Regions from separate parts of the Homo sapiens genome. Here region 1 is linked to region 2. Evidence: read pairs that join two places in POLR2A ChIA-PET (ENCODE). Cell type or tissue: Panc1. All regions are shown on one strand. Each heading gives the region's core, and the rest is flanking DNA. Links, peaks and the distances in the headings are about the cores only.

Evidence for each region. ChIA-PET counts read pairs that join two places held together with the same protein. Peaks named below come from ENCODE experiments on the same cell type or tissue, not always from the same donor. Only the 100,000 strongest peaks of a DNase experiment are listed, where the experiment ranks them.
Region 1: POLR2A ChIA-PET joins it to region 2 with 7 read pairs; 5 of 35 experiments call an interaction of 5 or more read pairs at or near these places.

Annotation. Positions count from the first base shown.
Region 1 is chr19:4,661,270-4,669,780 of GRCh38, forward strand. It overlaps MYDGF (myeloid derived growth factor), which reads right to left. Exons shown (of 6, transcript NM_019107.4): 2 at 7,326-7,376; 3 at 3,607-3,668. Among named protein-coding and RNA genes, the nearest start is that of MYDGF, 4.8 kb to the right of the region's middle. RefSeq lists an enhancer at 201-971. In Panc1, for the core only: no CTCF peak of the experiment used is centred there; no DNase peak of the experiment used is centred there.
Region 2 is chr19:4,550,779-4,567,430 of GRCh38, forward strand. SEMA6B (semaphorin 6B) reads right to left here and starts at 8,906. Exons shown (of 17, transcript NM_032108.4): 1 at 8,752-8,906; 2 at 7,559-7,711; 3 at 7,248-7,371; 4 at 6,385-6,445; 5 at 6,173-6,235; 6 at 5,210-5,311; 7 at 4,696-4,786; 8 at 4,198-4,317; 9 at 3,610-3,698; 10 at 1,644-1,861; 11 at 21-152. The coding sequence starts at 7,679. RefSeq lists an enhancer at 5,959-6,253. In Panc1, for the core only: a CTCF peak has its summit at 7,761 (motif pointing right); no DNase peak of the experiment used is centred there.

The sequences.
Region 1 (8,511 bases), core at 1,667-6,666, 110 kb after region 2:
TGTGCCAGAATGTTCTTCCAGCTCATTCATAGACACGCCTCTCTCCCCTGTGGGCTGGGAGCTGCTCTGGGACAGGACCCCATGTCCATTCACTGCACATGGCTTCTTGGTTGCTGACAGCAATCCAGGTACTACGACGGGGGCTGGGGCTGGGCAATGAGAGGCCAGTAAAGGCTTCTCAGAGGGCATTGACTAGGAAGTACAGGAGTTAACTTAAGAAGTGGGGAGGATCATCTGCCCAGGTCTCTAGAAGGCTGCTAACGGAGGCTTCTAAGGAACTGGAGTGGCAGAAGGTGTCGGAAGGTGACAGCAGGGGATGATGGCATCTCTGGTGTGAAGAGAGTGTGATGGGGATGGAGGGGCAGCAGGGGGGCCATTTCTGTGGAAGCCCTGGCTGGGGTTCTATGTGCATGGGTGGGGCGGGGGTATCCAGGGAGCCCTAGATTCTTCTTTAAGCCCTAGCACTGCCAACAGCCCTGGTCAGGGAGGGTCCAGTCACTGTCTGAGATGAGGAGGCCTGGGGTGGCAGGTCTCCGGGGCTGAGCATGCCCCTGGGGAGCTTTTGTGGGGGTTGGACAGGAGGATTCAGGCTCAAGGTGAGCCCAGCCACCATCCCAACTGCTCCAGACCTGCACCTGCCCAGATGCCCTCTGGGGAGCTGGCACTCAGGGGTCCATGCAGGGCAGTGGCCTGCAGACAGACGATGGCGACCGTGGGCTTCCCCAAGACTACAGGGCGGCCTCTGCAGGGTCTCTCTGGGCTGATGGGGCCTATCTCCTCTCAATGACCCTCCTGATGCCTCCTGGGGCCTTGGCCTGCCTGTGATGCAGCCAGTTCCATGGAGTGGGTGAGAATCTCCCCAGAAACACCTGCTGTTTGTAAAGCGCCCCGCAGGGCACGGCGGGACAACACCCACACGAGGCAGCAAATCACACCCTGTCCTTCAGTTAAACGTCGCCACTCCCTGATCTCTGCCTCCCATTTGTCAACGTGCTTTAACCTGACCGCAGTGGTGGAGCTATAGCTTGGACTTCTCCCTCCAAAGTGTCTGCACAAAATAAAGGCTCAAGAAATACCCACTGTTTGGGCTGAGACATTCTGGGCCAAGGATCAGGGAAGAAGGGACAAGATTCCTGAAGCCCCCGACCCCCTCCCCACCGGGGGGCCTGACGGCTTCCTTCCCTTCATGACCTTGCCCAGATCGAGCTGGGATCTAGGCAGTGGGGTTACGAGAATGAGTGGGGCGAGTGGAGCCGGGATAAGCCCATAAACCATGAGCCTGACAGAGGATGGCGGCAGGGGCAGAATCGGGCGGTGTCTGGGGAGACTTGGGGAGGGGCTGTGGACCCAGATGCATGTGTGTTCGGGCAGGTGGAAGAGAGTGCACAGCTTTTGTCTGATTCCCAGATGTCTGCACCCCAAGAAGGCTATGAGCCATCAGGCTGGTCCTTCAGAGAACATGCTGGTAAAGACCTGCCTGAGGGGAAACAGCTGGGGCCCCTTCTGGTGGGACACATTCCCCGGGAGATAGCATCATCCAAACCTCCACAGCCACTACCCCACAGACTCCCACACCTGCCACCTGCCTAGCTCGTCCCCAGCCCAGACCTGCACCAGCTCCGCCAGTTCCACCAGGACTCTGCCCAGCACCTTCCTCCTCCTCCTACCCCAGCTAGCTGATTCCACAGCCTCCAATCTGTGCCCTCCCCTCCTCCCTGTCCTCATTTTACACAGCCTCCAGTCTGTGCCTTCCCCTCCCACTCCGTCCTCATTCTACAGCCTCCAATCTACTCTCCCCACCCCACTCCATCCTCATTCTACAGCCTCCGATCTACATTCCCCACCCACCTCATCCTCATTCTACAGCCTCCAATCTACCCTCCCCACCCGTCCTGTCCTCATTCTACACAGCCTCCAATCTACCCTCCCCACCCGTCCTGTCCTCATTCTACACAGCCTCCAATCTACCCTCCCCACCCACCCCATCCTCATTCTACAGCCTCCAATCTGTGCCCTCTCCACCCATCCCATCCTCATTCTACACAGCCTCCAATCTACGCTCCCATCCACCCCATCCTCATTCTACAGCATCCAATCTACTCTCCCCACCTACCCCATCCTCATTCTACACAGCCTCCAATCTGTGCCCTCTCCACCCACCCCATCCTCATTCTACACAGCCTCCAATCTACCCTCCCCACCCCATCCTCATTCTACAGCCTCCAACCTGTGCACTCTCCACCCACCCCATCCTCATTCTACACAGCCTCCAATCTATCCTCCCCACCCACCCCACCCTCATTCTACACAGCCTCCAATCTACCCTCCCCACCCACCCCATCCTCATTCTACAGCCTCCAATCTACCCTCCCCACCTCATCCTCATTCTACAGCCTCCAGTATACCCTCCCCACCCACCCTGTCCTCATTCTACACAGTCTCCAATCTGTGCTCTCCCCACCCACCCCATCCTCATTCTACAAAGCCTCCAATCTACCCTCCCCACCCACCCCATCCTCATTCTACACAGCCTCCAATCTGTGCCCTCTCCACCCACCCCATCCTCATTCTGCACAGGCTTCAATCTGCGCCCCACCCCCAACCCCCGACTCCATCCTGGTTGGTGCCTGGAGGGGCTCCCTGCCTCAGCCTGCCTCCTTCAGCCGGGGGGATCTGAGCTCCACATGTTCCTGCAGGGAGCCCTCTGGAATAGGACTCAGCCAGGAAAAGAAATGAGGCTGACACGGGCCTCAGCATGGATGAGCCTTGAGGACGTCACGTTCAGTGAGAGACGCCAGACACCAAAGGCCACACAGGGAAGGTTTGACCCCATTTCTATGCAATGTCCAGGACACGCCCATCCACAGAGACAGGAGGGGGATGCGTGGCTGCCATGTGCTGGGAAGGAGAATGACTCTGATGGGAACAGAGTTTATTTTCAGGGGATGAAAATGTTCTGGAAGCAGAGGTCTGGCTGCACACCTCTGAGAAAGTACTCCATGCAGCTGAATTGTGAGCTTAAAATGCTGTGCTTTATGGAATTTTATCTCAGTTTTTAAACATTGCCAAAAAGGGTCAGGCATGGTGGCACACGCCTGTAATCCCAGCTACTCAGGAGGCTGAGGGAGGAGAATCGCTTGAACCCAGGAGGCGGAGGCTGCAGTGAGCCAAGATTGCTCCACTGCACTACAGCCCGGGCAAAAGATGGAGACTCCATCTCAAAAAAAAAAAAAAAAAAATTGCCAAAAAGCCCTTTGGTGAGTTCGTCTCACCCTTAGGGGAGGGTGGAGCCCCTTGGGGCCTTCCTGGGCCCTGGTCCACGCTCCGCACCCTCTGAGCTGCTTCTCCTTTTCCTGGGACCTTGCCCCGCACAGGCTCCCCCCGTCTCCCCCAGACCTTCTCAGTCTCTGCATCAGTGCACTTCCTTGGGGAGCACTCCCACCCCAGCGACCCTGCCACCCCCCACCTGCACGTGCATGAGTCTCCCTGCTGGTCTGTCTTCCCCTCCAGGGGTGCAGCCCTCGTTCCCTGCCTTCCAAAGCAGCTCCTGAGGCCACAGGGCAGGCCAACGGCAGCCGGAAATGCCATCCCCACCCCGAGTCTCACCTCCAGATGGTGCAGGTGAAGTGCTGGTGGTCTTCGCTGGTCCCCAGACTCATCTGCCATTGCTGGGGAGAGAAGACAGCGCGGGTCAGCCCCGGACACACAGCTGCTCTCGGAGACTTCTAGGTGTGCCTCTGATTCTACAGTCAGGCCACCTCTTCTGTACCTCCCGATTCAGGGGCTGGCCACTAAATCCCCTGCCCCGCCCTCCTGGTGGCCTGGGGTTTGCTGTCATCTGTGATCAGGGAGCCTGCCTGCACCACATCCTTCCCATAAAAGTGGTGCCTCTAATGAGAACTACCCCAAAGTGGCTCCCACGGATGGGGAAATAGGAACAACGCTGTTTGTTTGTTTGTTTGTTTGTTTTTGAGATGGAGTCTCTCTCTGTGGCCTGGGCTGGCGTGCAGTGGCACGATCTCGCCTCACTGCAACCTCTACCTCCTGGGCTCAAGCGATCCTCCCACCTCAGCCTCCCAAGTAGCTGGGACCACACCCAGCTAATTTTTGTGTTTTGTAGAATCACTGTCTTGCCATATTGCCCAGGCTGGTCTCAACCTCCTGGCCTCAAGCAATCCTCCCACCTTGGCCTCCCAAAGTGCTGAGATTACAGATATAAGCCACCATGCCAGGCCTAAGAACAACTCTTAAACATATAAATAGATGTCCAGGCCGGGCGCGGTGGCTCACGCCTGTAATCCCAGCACTTTGGGAGGCCGAGGCAGGCAGATCACGAGGTCAGGAGATCAAGACCATCCTGGCTAACATGATGAAACCCCATCTCTACTAAAAATACAAAAAATTAGCCGAGCGCAGTGGTGGGCGCCTGTAGTCCCAGCTACTCGGGAGGCTAAGGCAGGAGAATGGCGTGTACCCGGGAGGCGGAGCTTGCAGTGAGCTGAGATCGCGCCACTGCACTCCAGCCTGGGCGACAGAGCGAGACTCTGTCTCAAAAAAAAAAAAAAAAAAAAAAAAAAAAAAAGATGTCCCATATCATTTATGAAAAATAAATAAACACAAGCTGAACTATCGTGAGATACCTTTTTCTCCCAGGTCAGAAGGGCAAAAGCCCTCCTGTCTGCTAACACACCATATGGGTGTGAAAACCAAGACTATTCCAGGTTGTCGGTGGAGCTGCAACAGGTACAAGCAAAATGGAAAATGCAGGCTGGGCATGGTGGCTCATGCCTGTAATCCCAGCACTTTGGGAGGCCAACGTGGGATGATCACTTGAACCCAAGAGTTCGAGACCAGCCTGGGCAACATAGCGAGACCCCATCTCTAAAATGACTGGCCTCTTGCACGATGTTACCACCGGGGAACCTGGTTAAACGGTACTTGGATCTCTCTGTAGGATTTCTTACAAGTGAATGTAAATCTACCATGATCTCAAAACATACAGTTTTACTTTTTTTTTTTTTTTTGAGATGGAGTCTCGCTCTGTCACCCAGGCTGGAGTGCAGTGGTGCGATCTCAGCTCACTGCAACCTCTGCCTCGTGGGTTCAAGCGATTCTCCTGCCTCAGCCTCCTGAGTAGCTGGGATTACAGGCGCGTGCCACCACGCCCTGCTAACTTTTGTATTTTCAGTAGAGATGGGGTTTCACCATCTTAGCAAGGCTGGTCTCAAACTCCCAACCTCAGGCGATCCACCTGCCTTGGCCTCTCAAAGTGCTGGGATTACAGGCGTGAGCCACCGCGCCCAGCCCAGTTTTACTTTTAAGAAAATGGACCCATGAATCCCACTTCTGGGTGGTTTTCCCACAGATGTAACTGCACTTGTACAATGAACCCTGGCCAAGGTTATTCACGGACTGGGTTGGAAGTAACCCTCAATCCATTAGTACGGGATTGTCAACTCCACACGTCCATGCAACTGAAGCGCTTTACATAGGATACAGAAAAATCTCTAGGAGGCCGGGCACCGGTGGCTCACACCTGTAATCCCAGCACTTTGGGAGGCCGAGGCAGGCTGATCATTTGAGGTCAGCAGTTCAAGATCAGCCTGGCCAACATGGCGAAACCCATCTCAAGGTGTTGACCGGGCTAGGCTCTTACTGGTAGCTCAAGGTCCTCTTCCAAGCTCTTGTGGTTGTGGCAGATTTCAGTTCCTCTTGGTTGCGGGACTGAAGTCTTCATTTCCTTGCTGCCAGCCAGAGGCTGTTCTCAGCTCCTAGAGGCCGCGTGTATTCCCTGCCCTGCAGTTCCCTCAAGGGCAGCAGTGGCGTATGTGTCCATGTGCTTCAAATCACCCTTTTTTTTTTTTTTTTTTTTTTTTTGAGACAGAGTCTCGCTCTGTCGCCCAGGATGGAGTGCAGTGGCGCGATCTTGGCTCGCTGCAAGCTCCGCCTCCCGGGTTCACGCCATTCTCCTGCCTCAGCCTCCCCAGTAGCTGGGACTACAGGTGCCCACCAAAACACCCGGCTAATTTTTTGTATTTTTAGTAGAGACGGGGTTTCACCGTGTTAGCCAGGATGGTCTCGATCTCCTGACCTTGTGATCCACCCGCCTCGGCCTCCCAAAGTGCTGGGATTACAGGCATGAGCCAGTGCGCCTGGCTCGCCCGGCTAATTTTTGTAGTTTTAGTAGAGACGGGGTTTCACCATGTTGGCCAGGCTGGTCTGGAGCTCCTGACTTCAGGTGATTCGCCAGCCTTGGCCTCCCAAAGTGCTGGGATTATAGGCATGAGCCACTGTGCCTGGCCCAAATCATCTTTACTGGCTCTTCTGCCACCAGCTGGAGACAACAGCCAGCAAGGAAACCGGGACCTTGGTCCCTGAACCACAAGTAACTGAATTCTGCCAACTAAGAGCTTGAAGGAGAGGATTCTTCTCCCAGCCCAGAGACTTTTTTTTTTTTTGAGACAGGGTCTTGCTCTGTTGCCCAGTAGCACAATCACGGCTCACTACAGCCTTGACCTCCTGGGCTCAAGCGATCCTCCCACCTCAGTCTCCCAAGTAGCTGGAACCACAGGTGCACGCCACCACGCTGGGCTAATTTTTTTATTTTCTGTAGAGATGGGGCATGAGCCACCATGCCTTGCCTGTGATACCTTTATTTATTTATTATTTATTTTTTGAGACAGAGTCTCGCTCTGTTGCCCAGGCTGGAGTGCAGTGGCACAATCTTGGCTCACTGCAACCTCCGTCTCCTGGGTTCAAGTGATTCTCCTGCCTCAGCCTCCTGAGTAGCTGGGACTACAGGCATGTGCCACCATGCCCAGCTAATTTTTGTATTTTTAGTAGAGATGAGGTTTTGCCATGTTGGCCAGGCTGGTCTCGAACTTTGACCTCAGGTGATCTGCCCGCCTCAGCCTCCCAAAATACCTTGAGTTTGGTTTTATGAAGCACACAACTGAGCTGACCCAGACTTCTGACCTACAAAGCTATGAGATAATAAATGGGTGCTGTTTTAAGCCCCTAAGCTGTGATAACTTGTTGCACTGCACATAAAATACAACATCCCAACAGATGCTCATGGGGATGGCAGACTCCCATCTCCCCTCCCTCCTTCTGTCCAGACATTTGCTTGCTCTGTAGAATAATAACAGCAGAATCTGTCGTCACTGTTTAATGCCAATACTCTCCCTTTTTATTGGTTTAGGAAGAGTCATTCAATGAGTGTAAGGTGATATAGGTGAGACCCAACCCTGCTGTCTGCTACAGAACATCTCCCTACAACAATGGATACTGTCACAGTAAGCTAGAGGGAATTTTGAACAACTCACCTCATTGGTCCCTCCTTGAGAGGCGTAAGTGAACATACACGTATATTTGTCCTAGAGAATGGAAGGAAAAAAAAGGTTTGGTAGAAGGAAATTTTTATTTTGTTTAAGAGACGGGGTCTTGCTGTCACCCAAGCTGGAGTGCAGGGGCACAATGACAGCTCACTGCAGCCTCGAACTCCCAGGTTTGAGTAATCCTCTTGCCTCAGCCTCTCAAGTAACTGAGACAATAGGTACGCAACCACCACACCCGACTAATTTTTTTTTTTTTTTTTGAAGCAGAGTCTTGTTCTGTCGCCCAGGCTGAAGTGGGATGATCTCAGCTCACTGCAACTTCTGCCTCCCGGGTTCAAACGATTCTCCTGCCTCAGCCTCCTGAGTACTTGGGATTACAGGCACCTGCTACCACACCTGGCTAATTTTTCGTATTTTTGTAGAGATGGGTTTTGCCATGGGACCTGGACAAGTGAAAACTTTTCTGAGCCTCTAGTTTCTCTCTGTTTCTCTTTTTTATGTGAAGCATTTTCTCATCTGTAACTTGGGCCTAACATATAAAGGACTTGGCATCACACCTAACTATAAGGAAGTAGTCAACAAACTGGCCTGGCACAGTGGCTCACGCCTGTAATCCCATCACTTTGGGAGGCCGAGGTGGGCGGGTCACCTGCGGTCAGGAGTTCAAGACCAGCCTGGCTAACATGGTGAAATCCCATCTGTACTAAAAATACAAAGATTAGTAGTCCCAGCTACTTGGGAGGCTGCGGCAGGAGAATGGCATGAACCTGGGAGGCAGAGGTTGCAGTGAGCCAAGATCGCGCCACTGCACTCCAGCCTGGGCGACAGAGTGAGGCTCCATCTCAAACAACAACAACAACAATTATCCGGGTGTGGTGGCACACGTCTGTAATCCCAGGTACTGGGGAGGCTGAGGCAGAAGAATTGCTTGAACCCAGAAGGCTAAGGATGCAGTGAGCCGAGATCCCGCCACTGCACGCAAGTCTAAAAAGAAATAGTCAAAAAACAGTAAAGATACTGTTATTACAGGCGGGGAAAGGGAGGCTGAGAGGGGAAAGGACTTTGCCGACAAGCTGAGTACAGGGCTGAGGGCCCGGCCTCACACCCTCGGTGAGGGGGGACCTTGTGCAATGGAAGGAAGGAGCACTTCCTCCCTCTTCGGAGCTGCAGCGAC
Region 2 (16,652 bases), core at 6,037-11,036:
AGGATGGAGGGGGTTCTCACCGGGGTCGAGGCACCTGATCCTCCGGCACCGGCGTCCAGATGGACTCGGGGGACTTCTGCTCTCGGAAGCGGCCTTCAAACACAGCTGCCACCTGTGTCAGGTCAAAGGCGCAGACAGCCGAGCCAGGGATGCTGAGGGGTTGGGATGAAAGAGTTTGGTGAGCCCGGTGGGAGGCCCCATCTCGGACAAGTGCGTGCAGGAGCCTCTGTCTGCAGGAGCCAGTGAATCTTCAGTCTTCCTAGGCCAGAGATGTCCCCTGTCCCTCCCGCATCTGTCGAATGCAGCCACTCCTCCTGAATAACATCTCAGATTGGGCCACAGTTCAGGGTCTACGAGGCCACCCCTGTCCAGGCCCCCATCCCTGTTTAACTGGATGTCCTGCCTGCCCAGTGTCACTGTTAGAGCCCACTCCCCAGCAGGCTTTTTTTTTTTTTTTTGGAGACCGAGTCTTGCTCTGTCGCCCAGGCTGGAGTGCAGTGACGTGATCTCAGGTCACTGTAACCTACACCTCCCAGGTTCAAGCAATTCTCCTGCCTCAGTCTCCCGAGTAGCTGGAATTACAGGTGCCCACCACCACACCCAGCTAATTTTTGTATTTTTAGTAGAGATGGGGTTTCACCATGTTGGCCAGGCTGGTTTCGAACTCCTGACCTCAAGTGATCTGCCCTCCTCAGCCTCCCAAAGTGCTGGGATTACAGGCGAAGCCACCGTGCCCAGTCCACAAGCAGGCTTTTTAAAAATGCAAACCTTGGCCGGGTGCGGTGGCTGACGCCTGTAATCCCAACACTTTGGGAGGCTGAGGCGGGTGGATCACGAGGTCAGGAGTTTGAGTCCAGCCTGACCAAAATGGAGAAACCCCGTCTCTACTAAAAATACAAAATAAGCTGGGTGTGGTGGCGCACGCCTGTAATCCCAGCTACTAGGGAGGCTGAGGCAGGAGAATTGCTTGAACCCAGGAGGCAGAGGTTGTGGTGAGCCGAGATCGCGCCACTGCACTCCAGCCTGGGCAACAAGAGTGAAACTGTCTCAAAAAAAAAACCAAACCAAACAAACAAACAAACAAACAAAAAATGCAAACCTGATCTCATCCCTCTTGCTCTTCACTCTTCCATGGCTCCCCAGTGCTCTCAGGGAAAAAGTCCAAGTTTCTGCCTGCAGCCCACAAAGCCTTGCCTGATCCATCCTACCAGTTCCCTGCTTTCCTGTTGTGCATTCTCCCCTAGTTCCCTTCCCACACAGACTCTCTCACGATTACTTAAGTATACTGAACTCACTGAAGCCTCAGGACCTTTGCACATGCTGTTTCTCCAACTTTGAACACCCTTCCCTCTTCCTCCATCTCACACCCAAAGTCCAGCTCCAATGTCCCCTCCTCCAGGAAGCCCTCCCTGCTCCTCTCCCCAAAGGCAGAGGATGAGGATATCTTTGGCCCAGTTCTGACCAAAGGGACTTAGAGGGTCAGTGTCAGCTTGTCCCACCCCAGCCTGGGGCCGAGGCCTCTCAGAGGTCTAATCCAGTGGTGCCCAACCTAGCACCCAGGGCATACCTGAGGAGTGAATACAGGCCCTCTCTACCCATGCCCACCAAATGCTCCCAGTTTGCTCCCATTGGTGGGCGCTGACCTGTTGCTGGGCGTGGAAAAAACGGCCAGGACCACGGGCCGGCCCCCGAGGCTGACCACGCCCGTGACAGCCTGCAGCACGTTGAAGTAGAAATGGGAGTCTCCGGGTACAGAGCAGTTGAGCCGCGCCTTCAGGAAGGACGTCCACTGCTTCTCCAGCACGCGGGGGGAGCCTCCCACGTCGTTCTTGCACACTCGGGCCACGCGGGACACCACCACCTGGGCGTGACAGTGGACGGACGGGGGCCTGAGCTCTGTGTCCCAGGAAGGCCTGTTCACAGGCTGTGCCACTCACCACCCAAACTGTGATGGAGGAGTCTGACCCTGGCTCTGGTGGGACCCCGGCCAGTCACCGTTCCTCTCTGGGCACCGGCTTCCCTGGCAGAAATTCCCGGTGGGAATGTCAATGATGATAATAGCAACAGTGACAACCATAATCATCACTGTTTCCACGAAGACCCACATTTTATTCTCACATCTCTTACACTCTTCCCGAGGGGGGCCTACTGATATCCCCCCATTGTACATGTGGGGACACTGATAAGAGGCACAGATAAAAGGAAGTGACTGGTCCAAGGTCACAATAGTAGTTAGTGGCAGTCTGTGCACTTCAGCACTGCCTGGTTGCCTGGATGGACGGATGAGTGGATGAGTAGATGGACGGACGATTACAATGGAGGGATGAGTAGGTGGATGGATAAATAAATACATCTGAAGAAGGATGATAGATAATGGAAGAGATGGTGAAGGAGAACAAGGTAATCAAGCAATTGGTAGATAAGTAGATGGATGTGTGGGTGGATGGATGAACAGATGGATAGAGAGAAAGCTAGGTGAGTGGATGGATGGATGCATGGATAGGTGAATAAGTGGATGAATGAATGGATGGATAAGTGGGTGGATGGATGGATGGATGGATGGATGGGTGAGTTGGGTGGGTAGATGGTTGGATGGGTGAGTGGATGGATGGATGGATGGATGGATGGATGGATAGGTGAGTTGGATGGGTGGATGGTTGGATGGGTGAGTGGATGGATGGATGGATGGATGGATGGATGGATGGATGGATGGATGGGTGTGTGGGTGGATGGGCAGATAAATGGATGGATAGATGGGTGGGTGCATAGATGATGAGTGGGTGAATGAGATGGATGGATAGATGAGATGGAAGGGTGGATGGATTGGCAGATGGATGGATAGATGAAGGATGGATGGATGGGTGGGTGGATAGGTAGATGGATGAATGGATGGGTGGATGGATTGGCAGCTGGATGGATGGATGGATGTGTGGATGGATGGATGGATGGATGGGTGGGTGGGTGGGTGGGTGTGTTGGTGGATGGGTAGATAAATGGATGGATGGGTGGATGGGATGGATGGATGGATGAATGGATGGGTGAATGGATTGGCAGATGGATGGACAGATGATGGATAGATGGATGGATAGGTGGATGGACTGATAGATGGATAGGATGGAAGGGTGGCTAGATGAATCGATGGGTGGATGGATGCATGGACAGATGGATGAGTGCACGGATGGATGGTAGTGGGTGGATGAGTGAGTGGGTGGGCAGATGAGTAGATGGATTAATGGGCTCATGAAAGTGTGGGTGGGCTGAAGAACAGACAGATGGGTAAGTGGGAGGGTGAGCAGGTAGACGGATGGACAGGGGATGAAGGATGGATAAGTGATTGTGGCTGGGTGGGTGGGTGGACAGGTGAACAGCAACAGCACCAGGTGTATCTGACTTCCAACTCAAGTCCCTCGTCAGGGCTGAGTGCTCCACGGCTGCTCCGTAGATGTCTTCAGCCTCAGGGCCTGATCATGGCTGGAAAGGAGGCCCTGGGGACCAGAAATGGAGGGCAGGACCCTCTCACCCCATGCAGGGATTCATGGATCCACCTCTGCCCCCTCACTTCGCATGATCAGAGCCTCTCAACTTCATGCCCCACTGCACCGGCCTCACCTTCTCCAGGTAGTTAAACTCCATCGCAATCTCCCGGAAGAAGAAGTAGACATGGCTGCCCCACTCCACCGCATGGACAAAGTAAGGCTCTGCAGGACAGGAGGGGTCAGAACTCAGCCCCTGACATGACAAAGGGGGTTTCTGGGGCTAAGAACTCACTGGCTTTTATGGTGAAGGGGGGACATAGGCTGGTTACCCAGACAATATGAAACAGACTCAAAGTTTGGTATTTTGCAGGGGAAGGGAGGTCAGAAGCCTAAAATCGCTGTGTCTCTTGCTGCAAATGGCAACATCAACTATTTTTTGTTATCTTCCTCCCTCATGTGTTGAAGAGCTGAGTCCTGCTATATCTTTTCTGTGGTTCCATTTTGGGCTTCTAAGCCACCCACTTCCAGCGGGTTCTACTTTAGATCCAACTAAACTTGTTCCTCTAGCTTTCTAGTCTTCAAAAAGGCCAACAGATTCCAAAGATGTGGTGGAAATCTCTCCACCAAGCTCCTCTGGGACTCTTATTCTGGTGGGGAGATTTGATGAATGTCAGGTTCTGGGCCCTGCCAGGTCTGGGCCCACTGCCCTTCCTGGTCTCACCTTTGAACCACTTGGAGTCATGTTTCACGGTGCGCAGGGTGGGCCTGTCCCCGAGGCTGCGGTAGATGACAGCATCAATGGCTAGGAAGTCGGTAACAGTAGCTGTGAAGAGCATCCCGTCTGGATGGGGTGGGTGGGGAAGGCAGGCAAGAGATGAGACCGCAGAGGCCAGGGGCTGGGTGGGTCGAAACTCGATTTTCTGAGACTGAGTCCTGAGCCTAGGGGAGCCCCTGTCTCCAGGCTGAGCCCTGATCCCATCCAAGCCCCACCTCCATCCAAGCCCTGACCTTAACTGAGCCCCTGACCCCGGCTAAGCCCCAAATCCCGCTGAGCCTCAATCCCAGCTGAGCCCCAAACCTGGGCTGAGAGTCTGCCCATGTCACAGCTGGGACAAGTGGTCGTCCAGCTGCCTTCTAAACAACCCAGACGCTGGAGTAGAAAATGCCAGGTCTTGCCTGTGGCTGGGGCTGATCAGATGGAGGTTGGGGGGGTACTTACCAGAGAAGAGGGCAACATTGGCGTGCTTGGGGTCGTACGGGCAGCGGGCCATACCGCTGATGTTGTCTCCGACGGGCTGCAGGGTGTCTATCTGCAGGGACCATGGGGCCTGAGTGACAGATCTCCTGACCCCACCTAGCAGCCCCTGGCTCCCTCAGCCCCCCACTCCAGGGGGAATCCTGATCCACCACGGATTACTGTGTGACCTTGGCCACTCACTTAACCTCTCAGGGCCTCAGTTTACTGATCTGTAAATGGGTTTAAGAGTCAATGCCTAGTTAGACCTGTAACTGGCTCATTACCTAAGTAGCTACGGCTTCCCCGGCCCCCTGTACAGGCCTCGTTTGGACAGCGCTGACTCCTCTTGAGCTCAGGGGGAGGAGGCAGGGAGAGTATATCCAGGAAGGCTTCCTGGAGGAGGTGACACGGCCTGGGGAAAAGCCATGGCCAGCGGAGGTCGGGCGAGCAGAGGCCTGGAGGTTGGACCTGGGGCGCAGGGAGTCTGAAGACTCACGCTGTAGTTGGCGCACACCGGGTTGAAGGCGTTGGAACCGCACACAAAGAGCGTGGACTCGTCCCGAAGGAGCAGCACCTTTACGAAGTTTCGACACTCGCCCTGAGGTGGGGACAGGAGGAAGCGGGGAGCGCGATGTGGGCGTGGTCATGGTGATGGGCGTGGCCAGAACCTGAGTTGTGTGGGTGGAGGGCCGGTCTGTTGTGGGCATGGCCAAGGCAGGGGCTGAACCTAGGACTGGCTGGGGACACGGTGCGACCCAGACAGGGAAACACTTTGTATCAGCAACGCAGGCAAGGCCAGGATGGTGGGCATTGTCAGACTGTGGGCATAACCATGGCAATAGCAGAGTCCTAACCTGGGATGGAGGAGAAGGATCCGCCCTGGGTGTGGTCACGGCCGATTGGGGTGGGGCATGGTCGTGACCAGAACTAACTGGGGCGTGGTGGGCACGGTTATAGCTGATTGGGGCCAAGTTGGGAGCGTGGCCAGAGCTGGTGGGGTGGGCGTGGCCTGGGCTTATTGGGGCGGGCCGGGGGCGTGGGGGGCGGCAGGACTGATAGGGGAGGGGTCGGGATGGGGACCTGATCGATTGGGTGGGGAGTGAGCTATTGGGTGGCGTGTGAACATGGCCTGGGCTTGTTGGAACGAGGCTGGGGGTGGTGGTAGGACTGACAGGGGCAGAAGTGTGGGCATAGCCAGAACTATTTGGGGCGTGGTTATGGATAATTGTGGCTAGGCTGGAGGCCGGGCTAGGACCAATTGGGTGGGGACGTGGACGTGGCCATGGCTGTTTGGGGGTGTGGCCAGGGCTGGCAGTTGGGCGGGGCCAGGGCTGATTGGGGGTGGGTTGGGGCGTGGCCAGGGCTGGCGGGGTGGGCGTGGCCTGGTCTGATTGGGGCGGGGCATGGGTAATGCCAGGGCTGATTCGCAGGGGCCGGGACCGAGCCAGGGCCAACTCACCTCCTGTTTGCCCTTCATCCGACACACGTTTATGTCGCTGGGGTTAGATCTCCAGGTCAGCTTCTGCAGACAGAGAGAGCTGGTGAGGGGGTAACGGGTCCCAGCAGCCCTGAGTGACCCCGCCGTGCTGGGCCGAATCCACCCAGCTCCCCGGCGCAGTGCCGCGTCCCCCTGGCCCTACCCCTCCACTCCCACCTGCACCCCTTCCTCACCCTCTGGTACCGCAGCTCCGTGGACGTGGGGGGCTCCAGCTCTACGCGGTAGAGGTTGTCCCTGGGGGAGGGGCATAGTTAGTGAGAACTGGGGGCTCCGCCACCCTCTCCCGTTCCATCCTTCCCACTGCCAATGTGGTGTGCACACGGGGGCATGCAGGGCCATGCCAATGCCTCTGACACGAGCAACTCTAGCGCCGACCACACCCCCCCAAGGGCCCCAGCAGGCCTTCATATCCTGCACTCCACCTCCTGCCCGGCACGCCCCACGGACTGCCCCCAACACCATGTCCCATGGCCTTAGGTCAGGTGCCCCACTCGGCGCCTCCCAGGCGCCCACCAGGCTCTCTCCCCTCACACCCTTGCCGAGGAAGCCGCCCTGCTCAACGTCATTGGTGACCTCGTGTAGTTAAGCCCAGTGGTCACTTCCGCATCCTCCTCATCCTCTCCAAAGCATTTGATCTGTCCGGTCTCTCTCCTTCCTGGGAAGCCCATCCCTAGAAGCCCCGTAATCTCACACTTGCTTCTCCCCACGACAGCTTCCACCTGGTCCAGCCTCAATCATAGCCAGCCTGGACAGCCCAGTCCCCTCCACCCTGGTCCCCTGGATTCCATTCTCGCCCCCTCCCAGAAGCAGCCACCAGAGGGCGGGCGCGTGTGAGCACCTGAGTCAGGTCCAGTCCTTCCCCTACCTAAAACCCTCCGTGGCTCCCACCTTCCTCCGGGTCAAAGCCTAAGTCCTCCCAATGGCCCAACAGGCCCTGCACGACCTGCTCCATCCCCTCCCTGCCCTCGCCTCCTCTCTCTCTCCCCCTCGCTCATTCTGCTCGTCACACAGGCCTCCTTGCTGTCCCCAGCAATACCTGTCCCCAATGAACAGCGTCCTGTTGACCCGCAGGACTCGCTGGATGTTGAGGTCGTCAGCACCTTCTGCGGGGGTCAGGCGTCCGGGCCCGCTGCCCACAAACACGGGATAGTGGTTCAGGTCTGAGTGAGGGGGTGGAGAGGGGTGTGAGCAAGGGCTGGGGGTGAAGAGAGGGTGGCCTGAGGTCATGCCCCTTCTAGGGGTGGCTCCTGGACTGCTTGAGTCCCCCAGTGGGGGCAGCAGACCCAACTGGGAACCCAGATACTCCCACGGGACTCCACCCCCGCCCAAAGACACCCCCAGACTCACAGTCCCTGGGGGCCACGCTAAGCGGCGGCGGCTCCTCAGGAAAGAGGCCGTGGGCGCCCCCCAGTAGCAGCAGCAGAAGCAGCAGGGCCGGGCGGGGAGGGGACGCTCGCGGGGTCTGCATGGCGAGGGCCAGGCGACAGGAGGAGGTGACGCCTGCGGGCAAGGGGCGGCGAGGTGAGCGGCCTGCAGTCCCGCTCGTGGCCACAAGACGGCGGGCGAGAGCAGCAGACGCTCCTTCAAATCCCAGAAAAATTCCTCACGGGGATAATAATTAATAAAAACAATAATGGCAATAATAATAATAATACACAGCACTGATTTAATTATCAGAACAACTTTATGGCCACGTGTGCGTGAAAGCCCAGGAAACGACTTCAAACAAAACTGCATTCGGTAATTTAAAACTAATAATAATTATTATAATAATAGATACAAATATCCTAAAACATATATTTAAAAATGCAATCGCAAAATACATGCATAAAAATACTTAGAATTAAAACACAAAAATATTAAACTCAAAGGCTAAAAAAAAAAAGAGTCAAAGGCTCTTGGAATTTTATAAGCCACAAGCTGGCTGTGTGTGGTGGCTCACGCCTGTAATCCCAACATTTTGGGAGGCCGAGATGGGAGGATCATCTGAGGTCAGGAGTTCAAGACCGGCCTGCCTAACATAGCGAAACCCTGTCTCTACAAAAAAATACAAAAATTAGCCAGGTATGGTGGCCTGTGCCCGTAATCCCTGCTACTGGAGAGCTGAGGCAGGAGAATCCCTTGAACCCAGGAGGTGGAGGTTGCAGTGAGCCAAGATCGCACCACTGCACTCCAGCCTGGGCAACAGAGCAAGACTCCATCCAAAAAAAAAAAAAAAAAGCCACAAGCTGGGAATGACAGTACTACATAACCACAGAATCACAGAATATTCCCCATGCCAAGGGCCTCTGTGACCCTGGTAGATCTGACCTCCTTCCCAAATCCAGCCTTTTCATTCTCCGCTTGCACACCTCCATGACAGGCACCTCACTACCTCTCACGGGGGACTGCTTCCCACTCCCATTCAAGGTAACTTTGCAGAAACTTCTAGGTGTGTGGAGTGGAGACACTCTCCCATCCAGGTAATGACATAGCAGCGGAATTCACCCTCTGAACCCCCGCCCTCCATGCTGAAGGTCCCAGTTCAGAGCACCCCCTACCAGAAAGGGGTACAGTCCAGGTCCCGGAGCCCCGAATGAGAAGTTCAGCAGCCTCGTCCTTCTGGGAAGTATTGGGCAAGCTCCGAGCCCATTTTCCTGTCTGAGCAGCAGGGGTATCCCCCAGCCCTGCCCTGGCCTTCTGGCTCAGGGATTCTGAGCCCCCAGAGGTGAAGGTGATTCGCGACAATCGGCCCTGGGGTGCCTGCCCCCTCCAAAAACAGGAAGACCTCGCATAGCGCGGCTGGACTTCCTCTTCACGACCCTGAGCTTCCAGGATTTGTGACTCAGCGAACACCCGGATTCCACGTGTGTTCAGGGCACGGCCCTGTTTCCTTCAGAATTTCCTTCCCTGGCTCCTCCCCTGCTCTACAGCCTCCTGTGGCTCCCAGGGACCCCTGAGTCCAGGCCCCAGCCTCTCCCTGGGATTCAAGGCCCCTGACCTCAGACCCCACTTCGGCCTACCCTCCCCTCATGCCACGGGCCTTTCTAGCCCCCTACCCCAGAACCTAACTAAGAGCCCTGTCTGCCCTGTGCCTTTAAAAAAAAATGGCTAAAATATATATAACATAAAAGCTGTCATCTTAACCATTTTCATTTAACTATTATTAGTAGTATTATTATTTGAGACAGAGTCTTGCTCTGTCGCCCAGGCTGGAGTGCAGTGGTGCCATCTCAGCTCACTGCAACCTCCCCCTCCCGGGTTCAAGCGATTCTTCTCAGCCTCCCAGGTAGCTGGGACTCCAGGTGCATGCCACCATGCCCGGCTAAATTTTTTTGTATTTTTAGTACACATGGCGTTTCACCATGTTGGTCAAACTGGTTTTGAACTCCTGACCTCATGCTATCCACCCACCTCGGCCTCCCAAACTGCTGGGATTACAGGTGTGAGCCACCATGCCCAGCCTCCTTCATTCTTATTATTTTTTTGAGATGGAGTCTCGCTCTGTCACCCAGGCTGGAGTGCAGTGGCATGATCTTGGTTCACAGCAATCTCTGCCTCCCAGGCTCAAGCGATCCTCCCGCCTCAACTTCCCAAGTACCTGAGACCACAGCCACGTGCCACCACGCCCAGCTAATTTTTGTATTTTTAGTACAGATGGGGTTTCACCATGTTGGCCAGGCTGGTCTCGAACTCCTGACCTCAGGTGATCCACTCGCCTTGCCCTCTCAAAGTGCGAGGATTACAGGTGTGAGCCACCACGCTCGGCCACCTTTTGGTTTTTTGACAGTCGCCATCCTAATGGGTATGACATGCTGTGTCTTTCATCTTGTGTTTTATCAGAATAATATTTAATTCTAGAAACTATTTCTTTAAACATTAAGAGACAGGGTCTGGCTCTGTTGCCCAGGCTGGAGTACGGTGGCACAATCACCACTCACTGCAGCCTTGAACTTCCAGGCTCAAGCAATCCTCCTACCTCAACCTCCCGAGTAGCTAGGACCATAGGTGTGCACCACCAAGCCTGACTTTTTTTTTTGCCGGGGGTGGGGGACGCAGGGGAAGGTGGACAGAGTCTCACTCTGTCACCCAGGCTGCGATGCAGTGGTATGATCTCGGCTCACTGCAACCTCCACCTCCCAGGTTCAAGCAATTCTCGTGTCTCAGCCTCCTGAAAAGCTGGGATTACAGGTGTGCACTGCCACGCCCGGTTAATTTTTGTATTAATTTTGTAAAGCACTTTGTGAGGCCAAGGCAAGAGGATCACTTGAGCTCAGGAGTTTGAGACCAGCCTGGGCAACATAGCGAGACACGCCCCCATAATCTCTACAGAACATAAAAAATTAACCAGGCATGGTGGCACGTGCCTGTAGTCCCAGCTACTTGTGAGGCTGAAGCAGGATGATTGCTTGAGCCCAGGAGTTCAAGAATGCAATGAGTTATAATTGGTCCACTGTACTCCAGTCTGGGCGACCGAGTGAGACCCTATCTCAAAAAAAATAAAATTAATTTAAATTAAAACAACGACAAAAAAACACCTAGCAAACATAAAGCACTTGCTAGGTGCCAGGCATTATCATAAGTACTTAAATTAACTCATTTAATCTTCACAGCACCCCCAAGGGGTGAGTGCTCTTTTTTTTTTTTTTTTTTTTTTTTGGAGACAAGAGTCCTGCTCTGTCGCCCAGGCTGGAGTGCAATGGCGTGATCTCGGCTCACTGCAACCTCAGCTTCCCGGGTTCAAGCAATTCTCCTGTCTCAGCCTCCCAAGTAGCTGGGATCACAAGTGCCCGCCACCATACCCGGCTAATTTTTGTATTTTTAGTAGGGATAAGGTTTCACCATATTGGCCAGGCTGGTTTTGAACTCCTGACCTCAGGTGATCCACCCACCTCGGCCTCCCAAAGTGCTGGGATTACAGGCATGAGCCACTGCCCCCGGCCAATTTTTGTATTTTTAGTAGGGATAAGGTTTCACCATATTGGCCAGGCTGGTCTTGAACTCCTGACCTCAGGTGATCCACCCGCCTCGGCCTCCCAAAGTGCTGGGATTACAGTTGTGAGCCACGGTGCCCGGTGGGCCCTTAACTGTTTTTAAGTACACACAGTTCACTAGCATTAAGAACATCCACATAATTGTGCACCCATCACCACCACCATCTCCAGAACTTTCTCGACTTCCCAAACTGAAATTCTGTCCCCATGAAACACTCACTCCTCACCCCCCTCCCCAGCCCCTGGCACCTCCCATCCTACTGTCTCAGTGAACCTGATGACTCTAGGGACTTCCTAGGAGTGGGTCACACAGTGTTTGTCCTTGCGTGTCTGGCTCTCTCACTGAGCGGGATTGCCTCAAGATGCATCCACACTGTGACCTGTGTCAGGGTTTCCTTCCCCTTTTTTTTTTTTTCTTGTTTTGAGACAATATCGCTCTGTCTCCCAGGCTGGAGTGCAGTGGCACGATCTCAGCTCACTGCAACCTCCGCCTCCTGGGTTCAAGCGATTCTCCTTTCTCAGCCTCCCAGGTAGCTGGGACTCCAGGTGCACGCCACCACGCCCGGCTAATTTTTTTTTTGTATTTTTAGTATACATGGGGTTTCACCATGTTGGTCTGGCTGATCTTGAACTCCTGACCTCATGCAATCCACACACCTCGGCCTCCCAAAGTGCTGGGACTACAGGTGTGAGCCTCCATGCCCAGCCTCCTTCATTCTTATTATTTTTTTGAGATGGAGTCTCGCTCTGTCACCCAGGCTGGAGTGCAGTGGCATGATCTTGGTTCACCGCAATCTCTGCCTCCCGGGTTCAAGTGATCCTCCCGCCTCAACTTCCCAAGTACCTGACACCACAGCCACGTGCCACCACGCCCAGCTAATTTTTGTATTTTTAGTACAGACGGGGTGTCACAATGTTGGCCAGGCTGGTCTCGAACTCCTGACCTCAGGTGATCCACCCGCCGTGGCCTCCCAAAGTGTGAGGATTACAGGTGTGAGCCACCATGCCCGGCCACCTTCCAGTTTTTTGACATACCCATCCTAATGGGTATGACATGGTGTGTCTTTCATCTTGTGTTTTATCAGAATAATATTTAATTCTATTTCTTTACACTTTTTTTTTTTTTTTTTTGAGACAGGGTCTCACTCTGTTGCCCAGGCTGGAGTGCAGTGGTGTGATCTCGGCTCACTGAAAGCTCCGCCTCCCGGGTTCTCGCCATTCTCCTGCCTCAGCCTACCGAGTAGCTGGGACTACAGGTGCCCACCACCAAAAATTAGCACCCGGCTAATTTTTGTTGTATTTTTTAGTAGAGAGAGGGTTTCACCATGTTAGCCAGGATGGTCTCAATCTCCTGACCTCGTGATCCGCCCGCCTAGGCCTCCCAAAGTGCTGGGATTACAGGCATGAGCCACTGCCCCCGGCCAATTTTTGTATTTTTAGTAGGGATAAGGTTTCACCATATTGGCCAGGCTGGTCTTGAACTCCTGACCTCAGGTGATCCACCCGCCTCGGCCTCCCAAAGTGCTGGGATTACAGTTGTGAGCCACGGTGCCCGGTGGGCCCTTAACTGTTTTTAAGTACACACAGTTCACTAGCATTAAGAACATCCACATAATTGTGCACCCATCACCACCACCATCTCCAGAACTTTCTCAGCTTCCCAAACTGAAATTCTGTCCCCATGAAACACTCACTCCTCACCCCCCTCCCCAGCCCCTGGCACCTCCCATCCTACTGTCTGGGTGAACCTGATGACTCTAGGGACTTCCTAGGAGTGGGTCACACAGTGGTTTGTCCTTGCGTGTCTGGCTCTCTCACTGAGCGGGATTGCCTCAAGATGCATCCACACTGTGACCTGTGTCAGGGTTTCCTTCCCTTTTTTTTTTTTTCTTTTTTTGAGACAGTCTCGATCTGTCTCCCAGGCTGGAGTGCAGTGGCACGATCTCAGCTCACTGCAACCTCTGCCTCCTGGGTTCAAGCGATTCTCCTTTCTCAGCCTCCCAGGTAGCTGGGACTCCAGGTGCACGCCACCACGCCCGGCTAATTTTTTTTTTTTGTATTTTTAGTATACATGGGGTTTCACCATGTTGGTCAGGCTGGTCTTGAACTCCTGACCTCATGCAATCCACCCACCTTGACCTCCCCAAGTGCTGGGATTACAGATGTTAGCTACCATGCCCAGCCTCCTTCATTCTTATTATTTTTTTGAGATGGAGTCTCGCTCTGTCACCCAGGCTGGAGTGCAGTGGCATGATCTTGGTTCACCGCAATCTCCGCCTCCTGGGTTCAAGCGATCTTCCCGCCTCAGCCTCCCGAGTACCTGGGACCACAGGCGGGTGCCACCATGCCTGGCTAATTTTTGTAATTTTAGTACAGACAGAGATTCACCATATTGCCCAGGCGGGTCTCGAACTCCTGACCTCAGGTGATCCACCCACCTTGGCCTCCCAAAGTGCGAAGATTACAGGTGTGAGCCACCACACCCGGCTATCTTCCAGTTTTTTGACAGTAGCCATCCTAATTGGTGTAATATGGTCTGTCTTTCATCTTGTGGTTTGTTTTTTTTTTTGAGACGGAGTCTCGCTCTGTCACGCAGGCTAGAGTGCAGTGGCACGATCTCGGCTCACTGCAAGCTCCGCCTCCCGGGTTCACGCCATTCTCCTGCCTCAGCCTCCCCAGTAGCTGGGACTACAGGCTCCCGCCACCACCACGCCCAGCTAATTTTTTGGATTTTTTAGTAGAGACGGGGTTTCACCATGTTAGCCAGGATGGTCTCTATCTCCTGACCTCATGATCCGCCCACCTCAGCCTCCCAAAGTGCTTGGATTACAGGTGTGAGCCACAGCACCCGGCCTCATCTTGAGTTTTATCAGAACAATATTTAACTCTAGAAACTATTTCTTTAAACATTGTTTTAAGAGACAGGGTCTGGCTCTGTTGCCCAGGCTGGAGTACAGTGGCACAATCACCACTCACTGCAGCCTTGAACTTCCGGACTCAAGCAATCCTCCTGCCTCAGCCTCTCGAGTAGCTGGGACCATAGGTGTGCACCACCATGCCTGGGTTTTTTTTTTTTTTTTTGGGCAGGGGGGAGGGAGCCGGGGAGGGGGGAAAAGATTCTCACTCTGTGGCCCAGGCTGGAGTGCAGTGGCTCACTACCGGCTCACTACAACCTCCACCTCCCAGGTTCAAGCGATTCTCGTGTTTCAGCCTCCTGAGAAGCTGGGATTACAGGAGTGCACTGCCACGCCCGGTTAATTTTTGTATTAATTTTGTAAAACACTTTGGGAGGCCAAAGCAAGAGGACTGCTTGAGCTCAAGAGTTTGAGACCAGCCTGGGCAACATAGTGAGACACCCCCTCACAATTCCTACAGGAAATAAAAAATTAACCAGGCGTGGTGGCACATGCCTCTAGTCTCAGTTACTTGTGAGGCTGAAGCAGGATGATGGCTTGAGCCCAAGAGTTCAGGAATGCAATGAGTTATGATTGGTCCACTGTACTCCAGTCTGGGCAACCACGTGAGACCCTGTCTCAAAAAAATAAAATAACAACAGGCCAGGCGCCGTGGCTCACGCCTGTAATCCCAGCACTTTGGGAGGCCAAGGCAGGCGGATCACGAGGTCAGGAGATAGAGACCATCCTGGCTAACACGGTGAAACCCCGTCTCTACTAAAAACACACAAAAAAATTAGCTGGGCGTGGTGGCAGGTGCCTATAGTCCTAGCTACTCGGGAGGCTGAGGCAGGAGAATGGCATTAACCCGAGAGGCAGAGCTTGCAGTGAGCCGAGATCGCGCCACTGCACCCCATCCTGGGTGACACAGCGAGACTCTGTCTCAAAAAAACAACAACAACAAAACACCTAGCAAACACAAAGCACTTGCTAGGTGCCAGGCATTGTCATAAGTACTTAAATTAACTCATTTAATCTTCACAACACCCCCAAGGGGTGAGTGCTCTTTTTTTTTTTTTTTTTTTTTTTGGAGACAAGAGTCCTGCTCTTCGCCCAGGCTGGAGTGCAATGGCGTGATCTCGGCTCACTGCAACCTCAGCTTCCCGGGTTCAAGCAATTCTCCTGCCTCAGCCTCCCGAGTAGCTGGGATTACAGGCATGTACCACCACACCCAGCTAATTTTTGTATTTTTAGTAGAGATGGGGTTTCACCATGTTGCCTAGGCTGGTTTCGAACTCCTGGCCTCAAGTGACCCACCCTCCTCAGCCTCCCCAAGTGCTGGGATTACAGGCGTGAGCCACCGCACCTGGCCTGGTGAGTTCTCTTAATAGGCCCCTTATACAGACAGAGAAACTGAGGCACAGAAAGGTAAAGTCATTTGCCCGAAGTCAGGGATCAGCGGAGCCCACAGATCCTGCTCCATTTTACTTATTTTGATAATAACACACAACTGAACCCCAAATGTTTACTGCGGGGAGTCCAGGCCACTTCACAACGAACCCCATCTACTTAGCTTCAGTTTACCCCCTCGATCTGGGGTTACCCGACGCCTGTGCGCCTCCCCCTATCCCCAAGACCATCTGCTTCTCTCCGTGAAACTCGAGGAGCCTCTGCCAGCAGCCGCTCGGCGCCTGCCTGCTCAGAAGCGGCCCCAACACCTGCCACGCTGCGGCTGCCGGACACCTGGTCACAGGGAGCCACGGGGCTGGCGGGTGCGCCCCGTGGCGTGCGGGGTTCTCCGGGGCACCCGTGCACCCACATGTCTGCGTGCCCCAGGGGTTGGGGGGCTCCTGCCTGCAACCCTGGGGACTTGCATGTACTCTGTGGGGGCGCCTTGTTGGGGGAGAGGGGCCACAAAGCAACAGCTCCCTCCAGGAGGCCCCCAGCTGTCACTCCAGCTCTGCAAACATGAGCCCACTGTGCAGATGTGGAAACTGAAGCTCAGGAATGGAAACGTCCTCGGGGACCCCCTAGTTTAGCTCTTCTTCCTGGGAGCTCTGTCCTCTGGCGACCCCCATGCCCCACACTCGCCAGCCTCACTCCCAGCTTTCTGTCCCGCCTTGCACCCCCCTCAACCGCCAGCTCTCCGTCTCTCTTTTCCCTCGACTCACGCCCCTCTTGGGCGGCCTTGTACGCTCCTGGGTCCCGAAACCCCGTCTATATCCGATGACACCCACCGTCCTGACTGTAGCCAGGCCTCCCCCAGCTCCGGATTCGGGGTTCAACTTCCCCTCAGCCGCTCCAGGCACGGGGCTCATGAAGTCTCACCCTCAGCCATACGGGGCACGACCCCAGAACCGCGCCGCCCTAGCTACTGTCACCCCGTCATGGGCCTGAATTTCCTGGGGGAACTCTCCCCCAACCTTCTCTCCTCCAGGCCAGCGCGTCTGGGCTGTTCTTGGCCCCTGAGGCTTCGGTGTAAGTTTTAGGATCCGGTTGTGAGTTCCAAGACAAACAACAGATAAAACAAAAACCCTAATGGGGTTCTCGCTGGAGTGGCACTGAGGCTACCGA